3 separate regions of the Homo sapiens genome follow, and regions 1 and 3 are each linked to region 2. A link is a contact called in ENCODE Hi-C or POLR2A ChIA-PET data. All regions are on one chromosome and are shown on one strand. Each heading gives the region's core, a stretch centred on a gene start or an enhancer-like site at or near the end of the contact. The rest is flanking DNA. Distances are from core to core; before and after follow the strand shown.

Region 1 (4,432 bases), core at 1,909-4,408, 460 kb after region 2:
TCAAGCCAGTTCCCTACACTTTTACAAAATGTTGCTTAGTCACTTAAATATTTACTTTTTAAGATGACACTGTTACAACTCTGCAATAAAAATAATTTCTTAAGTAAGGGTCTGCTCTGAGCCCTGAAGCATTTCCAGATTCTTACTGATACTTTGTAGGTGGAAGAAAAAAAGCTCCTACCCCTGAAAGATACACCAAAAAGGAACAACTGCACACAGTGACAATAAGGACATGTTTCCTGGATGCTAGAACTAAGCCACATCACCACTAGCCCTAGAAATACTTTTCCAGCAGTCTGTAATCACAGATTTATTCTAATGAACTAACCACTTTTGGGTCACCAAAGATGAGCCAGGCCGGTCCTGGGAGTGTCTAGCAAGCATCATTTAAAGTCATAATGATGAAAACTAAATCTCGCTTATTTTAGCTCCTTGCCACTGGGCTGTCCAATTGGCACTGAGTTGACACAGCAGTTAAATTCAACCTCAAAGCAGCAAGAAGGCAGGCACTTCACTGTCCTGGTGGGAAGAGCCAGGCAGGGGCCTGTGGAGGGCACCGTTTTAGATGGGCCTTTCCAACCCTCCCTTAACATTCATTTGTGCAAACAAAAAATGGAAGAAAAGGAACCAAAATTAAGTTTCAGGTGGTTGGGGAAGCAGCATGGATTTACATTATTATTATTATTATTATTATTATTATTATTATTATTATTATTGAATAGTTAGCAAGTGTTTCTCAATAGTTCCCTGTTCATCAACACTGTTTTCAGGAGAAATGGAAAACAGTAGCTCTATTTCATAGAAAGTACAGCCATTTCAAAAAAAAAAAAAAAAGTGGGGGGGGGTTGTTGAGAGAGGGAAGTGACCCATGTCATAAAGACAGAAGGTCTCCAAGTCACTTAATTCCTTGTGATTCTGAAAGGGCTGTTTTTAAAGTCTAAAAGTGCTCGCTTCTGCATCTGCTCCATGTTGTTAAATAACACTTGTGTAATTAAATAAAAGAGCCAACTGTGACCCCAGCCCACTCTGAGAGGCACTTTACATGCTTTCTGAAAACTATGCTGGAAACACCATGAGGAGAACTCCTTAGTCCTGTAATTTAGCAAAGGGAGAGAGAAAAAGTTTCTTTTGGCCATCATAGCTACACACTCTCTGAAAGGGTGCCTGCAGGGTCTCTGCAAAACAGAATGAACACAAATACAGGCGTGCAAACATCCAGGTATGTACCTCTCTGTGAAGACCCCATTCTTGAAACCCTTCAATTATTTGGAACCGTGGTCTCCTGACTTCCCTCACACCTCACTTTTGCCTTCATTGTTTTTCATGTTTGAGTAGCAAGAGGGATTCAGAATCTCAGGCTGCCAGTGGCTGTTCTGATAACAAGGAGCAGACTCATGTTTCTTGCTACGGCCTTTCTTGATCAGGTTACCTTGGAAGGTGTATGTTTTCCTACCCAATGCAGTCCCCACCACAGCACTCTCGTGTCCTCCTCCAGCCCAGCCTCCTGGAACTCGTGATTTTCAGGGTTTCCCTTGAAACCTATCCAGAAACCACAGCCATTAACTGAACGTGAAGATTTGACACCTCCTGAATTCAGGAATGAGGGAACTCGAGGGGCCAACTCTACAAACTCGCACCTGCTGCTTGACGGCAAGGAAACAGAGTTTCCCCAGCTAGGGTGAGCTTTAAATTATACACTATTTATTTAGTGACTTGTCTCCAAGGATCTCAAAGCATAGAGAGAAATAAGATGATGTGTAACTTTCTCACAATCTACCTTCAAGGCTTTGCCCTGGTGCATTCTGACAAGCAGGACCCAGTATGAAGGAGAGGCCTTCCTTCTGTGCCCAGGCAGAGCCATCTGTTCTCTCTGGGGTTTTCTGTCAGTGGCTTTAGGGAGTCTTCAAGGACTGTTAAATGACACAGAGGGTGGGGGGAGGGATGACCCTCCTGGATTCACCTGCTCACGGCTTTCACTTAAGCCAGTTTAACACAGGAGGTACCACTGTGCCACGCAATTCCCTCTTAGCACACACCATGCGTGAGCTGCAGTCTTTGCCCTCCAGGCCTTTTCCTATCATAACACAGGTGTGTCCAAGGCAGAAAAGAACATTTTCCAGAAGGTTCGTTTCCCTCCAAGCCTACAATGCTTCTTTTTGTTGTTATTGTTTTTCTGCTACTGACCTAAACATAGGCATTCCTCCTCCTAACAGGATAAAAATCTTGACTCTCTCCTTTGCATCAGCTCCCCACCCCGCCCCTGCCCAAGGAAATAAATGCTCTGACTTTTCCAAGAGTGCGAAAAAACTAAAATTAGAGGGTGGACAAGATGATCTCCAAAGGTGCCCTCCAGCTCCAAAACTCTGATTCTCCCTTTAATTACTCCACAAGCGCATTCTTCACATTGTTTCGAACTGACCAGCGACTTCTCCAGGGCTGAAAAGGGTGCATTTTTAGGCGGAGGCACCCAAACTTCTAAATGACACCAGTACCACAAGTATTCAGAAGGCAGGAACTAATCCAAAAGCAGACTCAGGAAAGGAGGAGGGAGGGGAGGACAGAGGGAAGGGAAGGAAGGAGGAAGGAAGAGCTTTACTGTGTGCCCAGCAGAATTTAGGCGCTCTCACCCTAGGTAGGTGGCAACTGGAGTCTGGGAGTTCAAGTGCATCCAGCCTGCCCTTCCCCCACACGCCCCAAGAGAATGGGAAGTTCAGCCAAGACTCGCAGCACCTGCCCGCGGCTCCAGGCCGGCTGCGCGGACCCGGAGGGAGGCTGCACTCACCTGGCACACCAAGCCTCCGCGCACCTCCGGAGGGAGGCGGCACTTGCAGGTCCGGGGGCCGCGCCGCCATGCGCAACAACGGGAAATTCCAGTGGCACCCGAGCCCCGAGCTCACCCACCCCAGGCGGCATGCTCCCCACCTCCCGCTGGCCCCAGGACTCGGAGGTGGCTCTGGTCAGGAGCAGGGGGCCCGGAGACAGGGGAGGGGAGCTCATGGTGGCGGCAGGGCTGGCGGTCGGCCCGTCCCCGGAGGGAGGTCCCCGGGACGCGGCGGGGATTCACCCACGGGGCGCGGCGCTGGCGTCCGGGTCCCCGGCCTGCCCGCCGCCGCCGCCTCCTCCTCTGCCGCCGCCCGCCCGGAATCGCTTTATGTAAATGAAGCCCAACTCGCAGTTTGCAGCGCGCACCGCCCGGGGAAGGGGGGCGGGCGGGGCGGGGGGCCTTCGGGGATCCACATTACACAGCAACAAAGCGGAAGGTTAATTTGAAACTCACAGCCCCGCTGCCGCTCGGCTCCCCGGGCAAAGCCTGACATCTACAGTCGTGCCGGGCGCAGGCCGGGTTGCTCGGCGGCGACCGCGCCCGCCCGCCCGCAGGGACCCGGGGACGCACAGGGACGCGCGGGACCCGGGCGCTCAGCTGCGCTCGCTCCGCTTGGGGCGCGGGCCTTGGGGCAGGCCGGGGGTCCCGCGCACCCGCCTGGGGCCAGGAACCCTCGCCGCTCGGCCTGCGCCGCCCCGGGAACCGGCCCCGGCGGGAACAAAGCCCAGGCCCTCCCGGAGGCGCTGACCCCTCGCTCATCAAAGGTCAGGGGCCGGCCTAGAATCGGGCGAGAAGAAAGGGACGCGCCCTCGGCCACTAAAAGGAGCCTGAGGCCTCCGAACCGGAGCCATCGCTCCCTGGGCCCCGTCCACGTCACAGCCAGGCCACTCAAGCATGGGGACAGGAGCCAATGTGGACAGGAATTTATTGGAAACACACACCCATCCTATTAACTGCTTTACAGAGCACTTCTGTTTTTCAGTTGCAGAAACTTATAAAAACATCCCCCTGCTCTCCGTTGAGAGTTTAAGGATAGTTTTTGAGGCCAGAGAAAGAGAAAAGGAGAGATCACTAGAAAGATAGGAAGAAAAGAAGTGGGAAGAAAAGGAGATGCAGTCTACCATGTAAGCCTCCAGGCTCCTTAGCCTCACCTTATAAAGCCACATCACCGCAGAGATAGCAAAGATCGTGCCCTTTCCCAGGGAGTTCCTACCGCCAGGGTAAGATTTAAAGCGGCCACCCCAGTTGGTCAAAGTGATTGCTGGGCGCCTTTCTATCTCCCCAAGTTCACCTTTTCCAGTTGGTCAAAGCGATTGCTGGGCGCCTTCTATCTCCCCAAGTCCACCTTTTTCCATTCTCATCTGAAAGCCAGCCCCAAAGAAATCTCACCGGAAGTCCTCTGTCCTCCCTGTCAGAATCCCACCCTCAGTCTGAATTTACTCCCGATTCTCACAGCACAGAAAGGCACCTGCTTTTACCCTTTCTGAAAACCACCCACCCAGGCTGGCCTTACAGCCTGGAGAGTCTTTTCCTCGGGCACAATAATGAACCATGCAAGTGTTAGAAATATAATCAGCTCATGAGGCGAAGAGCAGTATGTATGGAATT
Region 2 (4,405 bases), core at 523-3,022:
CAACAACACTGAAGAAAAATAAACAATACCAAAGAATCCTAATAACCCTTTCCCTTTACCCTTCCATAAAAATTCCAACCCATAACCTTCAAAGCAAAAACCCCTACTTACTATCAGACTCAACTTCTAGACTTCAGCATTTTACTTTTCCACAATTGAAGTCCAGATAATTGTCAATATCCTTAAGATTTGTTGGGAAAGATACAATCAGATAAGGTACTTTGAATTCCAATTTCAGGCACCTCATGATAATATATACAGAGATGCCACATATTCCCTGTTATTACTGTTTCACTCTCCCTAGTGTTTAAGTCATTCCCAGGTAGTAAGTGAAAGGACACAGAAAGGTGCATTAACTCTCTCAGGCAACTTGGCAACTATTTGGTGCACAGCTACTATGCACTAAGTGTGCCTCTAAGTACATGGCTTAGGATCTCGAAGTCACTCAAGCACTAGGGAGAAAACACTCCATTGTTGTTTAATGTTGGGATTTTGCTGCTCTATAAACTAGTGTTATGCGGAAGTTTTAGGAGATGATACTCAAATGGAAATATATATCCTTTCCTAAGTCGCAGAAAGGCAACCATAAAGCTCAAAACTGTATTACCTTGATAATGTAATTTTTAAAATGTTACGTGTGAAATAAGACCATTTATTTTTTACTTTTTTATTTTTTTGAGACAGAGTCTCGCTCTGTCGCCCAGGCTGGAGTGCAGTGGTGCAATCTCGGCTCACTGCAACATCTGCCTCCCGGGTTCAAGCAATTCTCATGTCTCAACCTCCCAAGTAGCTGGGATTACAGGTATGTGCCACCACGCCTGGCTAATATTTTGTATTTTTAGTAGAGACGGTGTTTCATCGTGTTGGCCAGGCTGGTCTTGAACTCCTGACCTCAGGTGATCCGCTGGCCTTGGCTTCCCAAAGTACGGGGATCACAGGCGTGAGCCACTGTACCCGTCCTATTGAGACCGTTTTAAAAATGATTGTGACATTATTCTAAAAACTTCAGTATCTATCCATCTCTATATACATATATATGAATGAGAGATACAGCCTAATAGAGGAGAAATGGAATAAGTAAATATCTCTGGAAACACTGAGTACAAGTACAAATGTGATTAAAAGACACAGAGTATGAGATGAAATATCCATCTTAAAATTTCAGTGCTTTGGTGGTTAAAACAGTAAGAGAAAAACAACATTGTTTTGCGCTAGGAAACCTGTTTCTAATCAACTGAGCTATTCCTATGGGGTCAAATAAAAATGATTAGCTTATTAAAAGCATAGCTTTGCTATTTAATAGGCAAAATGATTGAAATTTCTGCTGCAGATCCTGATAATTTTAGTGTTTCTAGTTAAGCCTGCAAAATTGCATTCATTATTAGTGTCCAGATTCATTAACAATTCAATTTATAGATATTAATGCTTATAATGCATGCTTCGCTTGCCAAAACTTGAAGAGAAATTGTTTCAATTAGCTTTCATGGATCATGAATCCTGCCGGCTGGGTATTTTTAGACAAAAGATACAAACACATCCCCAAGCAATGCTAATGCACAGCTGGGACTTGTGTGTAAGGTCACTTGAGCTAACAGTTTAAAAGGAAAAACAGTAAATGAGTTTTACCCAGATGAGTAAGAGAGAAGTCTTCTGTTTCCAACCAAATATTTGAAAGGCATTTAAGAAAAATGGCAGCAGAATTATTTGCTTTTGAGATCTCTGGAAGATAAAACCATTAGGCCAAAATTGGCAATCTAAACTCAAGGAGCAGTATTCAGCATATAAGACAATATGGGAGACCTTAAATTTTCCCTTTGTAAAAAAGGGGATTTCTTAGAAGTCACAAGTTAACAAAAATGCAAATCCTGTCACCTGCACAAGGGTCATGCCCCAGTGGTAGGAGAATAAAAAATAGACTGATACCACAAATGATCCAGATGACAATCCAGATTTACAGATAATTACTAACTCTCTGTTTCATGTTAGGCCACACACAACTAGGTCAAAGTTGCTATTTACTGTCAATGGCAAACAGTATTCTTAGGTAGAAGACACATTCTTTGGAGGATGTCCATCTCCTCCAGATACATTTCTGTCACATAAATCTTCATGTAAATTAAAGACAATAGCCCATCTTTGAACTTTTCTCATAGTGTAGTACAATGTCTACATTTCCTTGTGGTGTCTGGTTGTTTGTAGCTTGGTATTTACTGGAATATCAAGAGAATGGTCGACTTTTTACCTTGAAGCTAAGAGATATTTCATTTGTCCTCACCGAAATGCCGGACCATGTTGCATACTTAAGCACAGACTGAATGATGTCTCATGATTTTCCCATGAACTACAATTTCACCTCCCTGAAGGATCCCATTTAGTGAACTTGGGAAAAATCTAAAGCTAACAGTATGGAATCAAAATAAGTTTTAAAAAGACCATGAGATTCTGGAAAACTAGTCCAACACTACAACTCTAAGGACATTAATGTCATAAAAGTACAGTTGAGAGGCAGAGGACATGAAAAGCATAGAAACTCTTCAGAATGTTTGGATAAGGAAGTATGAGAACATGTGAAATATTTCTAAAATCAAACTGAGCTTTGCATTGAAGCTTAGATATTGGTCTGGAGGAACAACAAATACATCTGTAAAAATATTCATTACTATGCTTTTTAATCTTAATAGTGGTATAACATTTCCCATTGACAAGTAAGGCATAGAAATCTCTAATTTATAATAGGTAGGCATTAAACAAAACTAAAAAATATCAAGATTAAAATCTAATTTCTGAAAAAATATAAATTAGAACAAAAAGAAATCGACTGCCTTTACAAAGTAATAAAAACTAATATATGAAAATGAACTATAAGAGGCTGGAAGAAAAATGGAAAAACAAGTTTGGAGAGAAAAGTGAAAAAAAATCAGTGTTTTCAGTCAGGTGCGGTGGTGCAGGCCTGTAGTTCCAGCTACTTGAGAGGCTTAGGTGGGAGGACACCAGGCTGGGCGACATAGAGAGACTGACTCTTAGAAACAAAACGAAACAAAAAAACTTAAAACCAAATGTGGAATAAAGTAAGCAACTTTTTATAAATACCATCATTACTTAGCATTTAAAAAAATTCTATTTTTTTAATATAATAATTTGAGTAAAGGTCTAAAAGATTGATGGAAAAGGACCAAACTAAGAGTGATAGTACATGGGATGACTGCAAAAATTAATGATGTAACCTATTTGTTTATTCAATTACTACGACTGCAGAAATATATATATATAAAGTGCATTTCTCATACTGCCAAATTCATCATGAGTATTTTTGAAAAAACACAATTTATGTTTTAAAACAAATAAGTTATTTAATACATTGGCACACCCAAATACACACATACATCTAAAAAGCAATGACAAGGACCGTGGTCACTGATGAAATCACTAGCCCTATCACATTACTATTCAGGTCTATAATTCATTCTTTAGTATTAGAGTCCATAGGGCCCTGGTTTGCTTGCCCACACTGAAAACAGAGAACAGGAAGGATCCCTGGAACGAGAAGCTCACTTTTTTCCCCATTCTTTCATAAGCTTCCTCTAGCTTCTAAGTGCTCTGATTATTCTTTTGTCTCTGTGTGGCAAACCTATTACTTTTAAGGTATTTCTCCCACCTTGCTCCTCCCATACCTCTACAATGGATGCAAAGGTCAGTGACTCCCTCAGGAATAGTAGCATTTTCAGCAAGGGGTATGGTGAGGTAGTCATGGAACTCCCATTACTGTTAACAGGAGTTACAGGCTACTTCACTGAAAATTCCAACCCAGAGTTCTTTTGATGCTGAAAACTATATTTTCATATAACCTGTACTATGTACAGAGCCCATATAGCATAGGTTATAAGATTACAAATGATGTTTAGAGGATGACATATAAACAGCAATAAATATAACTGGGCATACAGATAATCAGAAATGCAAATTGGCACTGTTAACATTACAAAGCATTTTGTACAGGTCTCTAAGTGTAGAGATATGGAGTTAACTAGATCTCAAAATTTTGAGGAAGCACGTCTTGTGGGGGCAGGGGTGATGGTGAGGACAGGGGATATTCAATATTACTTTACACATGAGATAAAACATTTCAGCATTTTTCCTATAATGACTACCTAGAGAAACAAAAAGGAAATTAGTTCAATGAAGTATTACACAGAATAAATTATATAAATATTACAACGCCGTGAAAGCAGGCATACCATCTTACTTACCAGTGTATTCCCATGGCCACCCTAAAATCATGCCTGCCACATAATATGCACATTCAACTCAAATATTTGTTGAAAGAACAGATAAATTATTCCTCACAACGTGGCTTAAGTTTCTTCTTGTGAAAAAGAAGTTCGTGACCAATCTGGGAAACACAGTG
Region 3 (4,534 bases), core at 766-3,265, 430 kb after region 2:
GAAATAGGCATTGTTGGAACAGGTAAGGCTGTAATATTTGGTTTAGCTTTGCCCTCCTGAGCCACCTACCTCTAGAGGCACGTGGGGGTCTCTTTCTTTGCCAACTGCACCAATTCCTCCACAGGACCGTGCAGTAGCTGAATAACAACCCCCGAAGACGCCCACATCCTAATATCCGTAACCTACAAATATGTTACCTTCTACAGCAAAGGAAACTTTGCAGATGCGATCAAGTGAAGGATCTTTGGATAGAGGAGATGATCGTGGATTATCCAGGGGGCCTGATGCAATCACAGGGGTCCTTACAACAGGGGCAAAGGAGAGGACAGAGTCAGGCAGAAGAAGGAGATGTAACAGAAGCATGACACAGAGTGATGTGAGGAAGGGGCCATCAACCCAGAAATGTGGGGGCCTCCAGAACCTAGACCATGCAAGGAAATGGGTTCCTCCTCGAAACCGCTACGAGAAAGCAGCCCTGCCAACACCCTGACTTCAGCCTACTGAAACTGATTTCAGACTTCTAGGCTCCAGCTACAAGGCAATCAGTTTGCGGTTTTTTGCATTTTTTTTTTTTTTTGGAAAAATGAAAGCTGATTTTTATTTTATCATCAACAGCCATTCTTTAGACATGAACATGCATACGTAATATTCTATGCACACATCGCAGTTTTGAACATTAGTTAATAAAGTTTAAACATACTACATCCTTACAGAAAACATCAAAATGCAAACTTAAGTTTGTGTTTTACACCAACAAGTTTGTGGTAATTTCTTCTTCTTTTTTTTTTTTTTTTTTTTTTTTTTTTGAGACACAGTCTCGCTCTGTCACCAGGCTGGAGTGCAGTGGTGCGATCTTAACTCACTGCAACCTCCGACTCCCTGCTTCAAGCGATTCTCTGCCTCAGCCTCCTGAGTAGCTGGGATTACAGGCAGGCACCACCATGCCCGGCTAATTTTTGTATTTTTAGTAGAGAAGGGGTTTCACCATGTCTTGATCTCCTGACCTCATGATCCACCTGCCTCGGCCTCCCAAAGTGCTGGGATTACAGGCATGAGCCACCATGTCCGGCCTATGTGGTAACTTCTTACGGCATCAAGAGGAAACTAGTATAGCCATCTGGAGAAAGGGGGACAGAACCACTGGACACACAGAAGCAGGGGTGTCCCTGAAGGGTTCACCCTACCAAGGGGTTCACACTACCCTCCTTCTCCAGACCCTAGGGACCAGCTGAAACCTCTCTTTCTCCATCACCAAAAATTAGGACCAAAGGCCTCAGATGCTGTAATCAAGAGCTGTGTCTTTTTTTTTTTTTTTTTTTTTTTTGAGATAGGGTCTCACTCTGTCTCTCAAGCTGGAGTGCAGTGGTGCAATCTCAACTCACTGTACCCTCTACCTCCCGGGCTGAAGTGATCCTCCCACCTCAGCCTCCTGAGTAGCTGGGACTACAGACGCCTACCACCGTGCACAGCTAGCTTTTGTATTTCTTGTAGAGACAGGGTTTTGCTGTGTTGCCCAGGTTGGTCTCTAACTCCTGGGTTCAAGTGATCCACCCACTTCAGCCTCCATAAGTGCTGGGATTACAGGCGTGAGCCACCACACCGGCCACGAGGGCTATGTCTTAGGAGAGGTGTTCAGTGGAGTATCTTAGCATTAGACAGAAAAAACCTCCCATCCTGGCCTACCGCATTTGAGATTTATAAATATCCAAATTAACCAAGGAAACAACAGAAAAACAGTAGTTGGACAAAGAGTTTGTGTGTGCTACATGTTTATTTTATCTAATAGGAGACACCGAACTAGAAACATCTACATTCAAGAAGAATCCCTGGATCCACAGTTCCTTTTATCAATTCACAAAAGCCAGGCCGAGCCAACCTTACCCAATATATTCCACAGGTGGGCCCGCCTGAAGCCTCGCTGTGATGCCAGGCAGCCAGCCTGAAGAACTGGAAAGCCAGGGCCCGTGCACGCTGGGCTCCTGAAGACAAAGGAAACAGAATGGCTCGGGAAGGCCGTGGCACCCTGCCCGCCTCCGTGGTAGCCTGGGGCCACTGGATCTTGCTGTCTCCGCAGCACCTGAGAGGTGTGAGCCAGGCAGCCAACCACATCAGAAGCTGGCTGCCGGCTGCCCCAATTGCACAACACCTCCAGGGGAGCCAGCTTTCCAGGACTGGGTTTTACACACCATACGGGCACTGGCCATGTTGACCCAGTCAAGGCATGGCACCTTGAAGAATGGCCCACGCAAAGACCGGCCATATGGACAGAAGGCATCCTGCCACAGAGCGATTTCTGAATCACCTCTATGCAAAGAATAGTCTTCTCTCTTACGCAAAGGAGATCCCATCACCACCATCTCATTTCTATCCCAGGCTCCTCCAGTTCTCTTTCAATCACAAGCCAGACTACCCAACCACTTAACTCTCTAGGCCCAGATATGACTTAATTCTCCCACTCCTGCATGTTTGTTGCCACTTCCCCATTTTGTGTTAACAATTAACCTGAAGTATTATGTTAACAATTAACATGAATTGTGTTTTGGTTTTTAAGGTCGGAGTAACTAGGATTACTCAATAGGATTTAAATGTTCAATTTTAGCACACATGTACAAGGCGCTACTTTGTACATGACAAGATGAAGTGGTTTAAAAAAAAAACAAAACATAACCACCTTTCACAAAGGGTTCTCATTCAGCCTCCTGCTTGTGAAAGATACGACTTTGAATAGTGAAAGTCCCAAGAAGGGTAATTCAAGCAAAACTGGTTTCTAGTTTGCCTTGATTCAAATTCTTTATGCTACTTGACCCATTTCTCTTTTCCTCTTGCTTCTCCTGATGCCTCTCAAAATAATAATAAACCAACCCCAGAAATAGAATCCTGTCTTCCTTAGATGTCACCATATGACTAATTTATGGCCTTTGTTTAAAGCCCTTACACCAGAGTTGACTCCAGTAATTTCCTCCTCTTCTATTTGAATGTCCATTTACAGCCTCTCTGTAACCTCTGGGTGAACTGAGAATGTTCTCTGTGCCTCTCATGATGTGGATTCGCACCCTGGTGACAGCAGAGTGGCTCCGAGCAGAATCTCCCCATTACAGCTGAAGCCCACTGGGACCCTACCCAAGTTCACGTGTATATCCCAAGAGAGTTTGCTGAACACTCCTTATGCCTTAATGCACCTTTGAAAAAAAAAAGACTAAGGGGGCTGGGCGCAGTGGTTCATGCCTATAATCCCAGCACTTTGGGAGGCCAAGGTGGAAGGTTCACTTGAGCCCAAGATTTCAAGACCAGACTAGGCAATATGGCAAGACCTCATCTCTACAAAAATAAAAATAAATCAGCCAGGCGTGGGGGCATGTGCCTGTGGTTCCAGCTGCTTGGGGGTGCTGAGGCAGGAAGATCACCTCCCTCAGCCTTGGGAGGTTGAGGCTGCATGGAGCTGTGATTGTGCCACTGCAATCCAGACTGAGCAACACTGCAAGACTCCCATCTCGAAAAAAAAAAAAAAGGCAAAAAGATATCAAAGGCTGAGTGGGCAATTTGAATGTGTTCCCAAGACGTGATGGGAATTTTCTACGTTTGGATTCAGGGGAGTGGGGTCTTAGTTTTGCTCTCATTCAGGGAGGTGGGTCCCAAAAAATATCCCCTGTTGGCCTTAGGAGGAGGAATACTTGAAAGGTATATCTGAAAATGCTCCAAGTTTTTTCCTGCCCCGCTTTCCAGTGGTGCCCTTCGCCAAGTCATGAAAACTCTGCCAACACTGTTCTCTCTCCAGCACTCACCTGGGCTCCCCACCAATGTCTTGGCTGCCGTCACGACTAAATAATGCCTTCTCTTCTTCCCCTCCACCCACCCCTCTCTGGTCTTTAGCACAACCTATCAGCTGACTTCTCCAACTCCAGGGAGCTAGACCACATAGTCCTCCACCAAGAGCTTTGCTAGCTTAGCACCCCACAGATAGAGCTCGTCCAGAGAATTGTCCAACCATCCATTAAAATATCCAAGTGGCCCCAGTGTGCCAGAGACTGCTCTCTCTGGACTAGGGCTAGGGGTAAGCAGCAAACCAAACAGGCTAAGACCTCTGCCACCTGCATAGAGCCCATGCCTACTGTCTGACCCATCCCTACCTCTGCAGATGCTCCTTAATTCCCCACTTTTACTCTCTCCTCTTCAGAAAATGATTTCCTCCTTTTGGATGAAAATTTGATTTTTTCGATGAAGTGGGACCTATGTTTTCTCAGTTTTTATCTTTTTTTTTTTTTTGAGACAGGGTCTTGCTCTGTCACCCAGGCTGGAGTCCAGTGGCACGATCATGGCTCACTGCAGCCTCAATTTCCCAGGCTCAAGCAATCCTCCCGCCTTAGCCTCTTGAGTAGCTGGGACTACAGGCATGCGCCATCACACCCGGCTAATTTTGCTTGATTTTTTTTTTATAGAGACAGGGTCTCACTATGTTGCCCAGGCTGGTCTCGAACTCCTGGGCTCAAGCAATCCTCCTGCCTTGGCCTCCCAAAGTGCTGGGATGACAGGCGTG

Evidence for each region. Hi-C counts contacts between places; a loop is a spot of excess contacts on that map. ChIA-PET counts read pairs that join two places held with the same protein, here RNA polymerase II (POLR2A). Pooled maps may share reads with other maps.
Region 1: a loop to region 2 is called in a map with no recorded cell type, with 3 times the contacts of the local background. The contact joins the promoter of ZFHX3 here to the enhancer-like site in region 2. A Hi-C loop is called at or near these places in 14 of 37 single-sample maps with no recorded cell type and 5 of 50 pooled maps. POLR2A ChIA-PET finds 5 or more read pairs at or near these places in 1 of 52 experiments (Panc1).
Region 3: a map with no recorded cell type shows a loop between it and region 2 (20-fold over the local background). The contact joins two enhancer-like sites. A Hi-C loop is called at or near these places in 1 of 168 maps with a recorded cell type or tissue (uterus), 6 of 37 single-sample maps with no recorded cell type and 4 of 50 pooled maps. POLR2A ChIA-PET finds 5 or more read pairs at or near these places in 1 of 52 experiments (Panc1).

Annotation. Positions count from the first base shown.
Region 1 is chr16:73,044,970-73,049,401 of GRCh38, forward strand. It overlaps ZFHX3 (zinc finger homeobox 3), which reads right to left and starts at 3,159. Exons shown (of 10, transcript NM_006885.4): 1 at 2,783-3,159. LOC124903719 (a long non-coding RNA gene) reads left to right here and starts at 2,609. Exons shown (of 2, transcript XR_007065116.1): 1 at 2,609-2,831. RefSeq lists enhancers at 1-89, 2,453-2,988, 3,525-4,060 and a silencer at 2,750-3,599.
Region 2 is chr16:72,588,804-72,593,208 of GRCh38, forward strand. The region is part of intron 1 of LINC01572 (long intergenic non-protein coding RNA 1572); the gene reads right to left. Among named protein-coding and RNA genes, the nearest start is that of LINC01572, 74 kb to the right of the region's middle. RefSeq lists an enhancer at 1,731-1,790. Within about 2 kb of position 1,773, at least 2 of the 41 ENCODE cell types and tissues checked have a DNase peak (open chromatin) inside an H3K27ac peak, as active enhancers do.
Region 3 is chr16:73,013,741-73,018,274 of GRCh38, forward strand. The region is part of intron 1 of ZFHX3 (zinc finger homeobox 3); the gene reads right to left. Among named protein-coding and RNA genes, the nearest start is that of ZFHX3, 32 kb to the right of the region's middle. RefSeq lists enhancers at 1,535-2,035, 2,584-2,733. Within about 2 kb of position 2,016, at least 13 of the 41 ENCODE cell types and tissues checked have a DNase peak (open chromatin) inside an H3K27ac peak, as active enhancers do.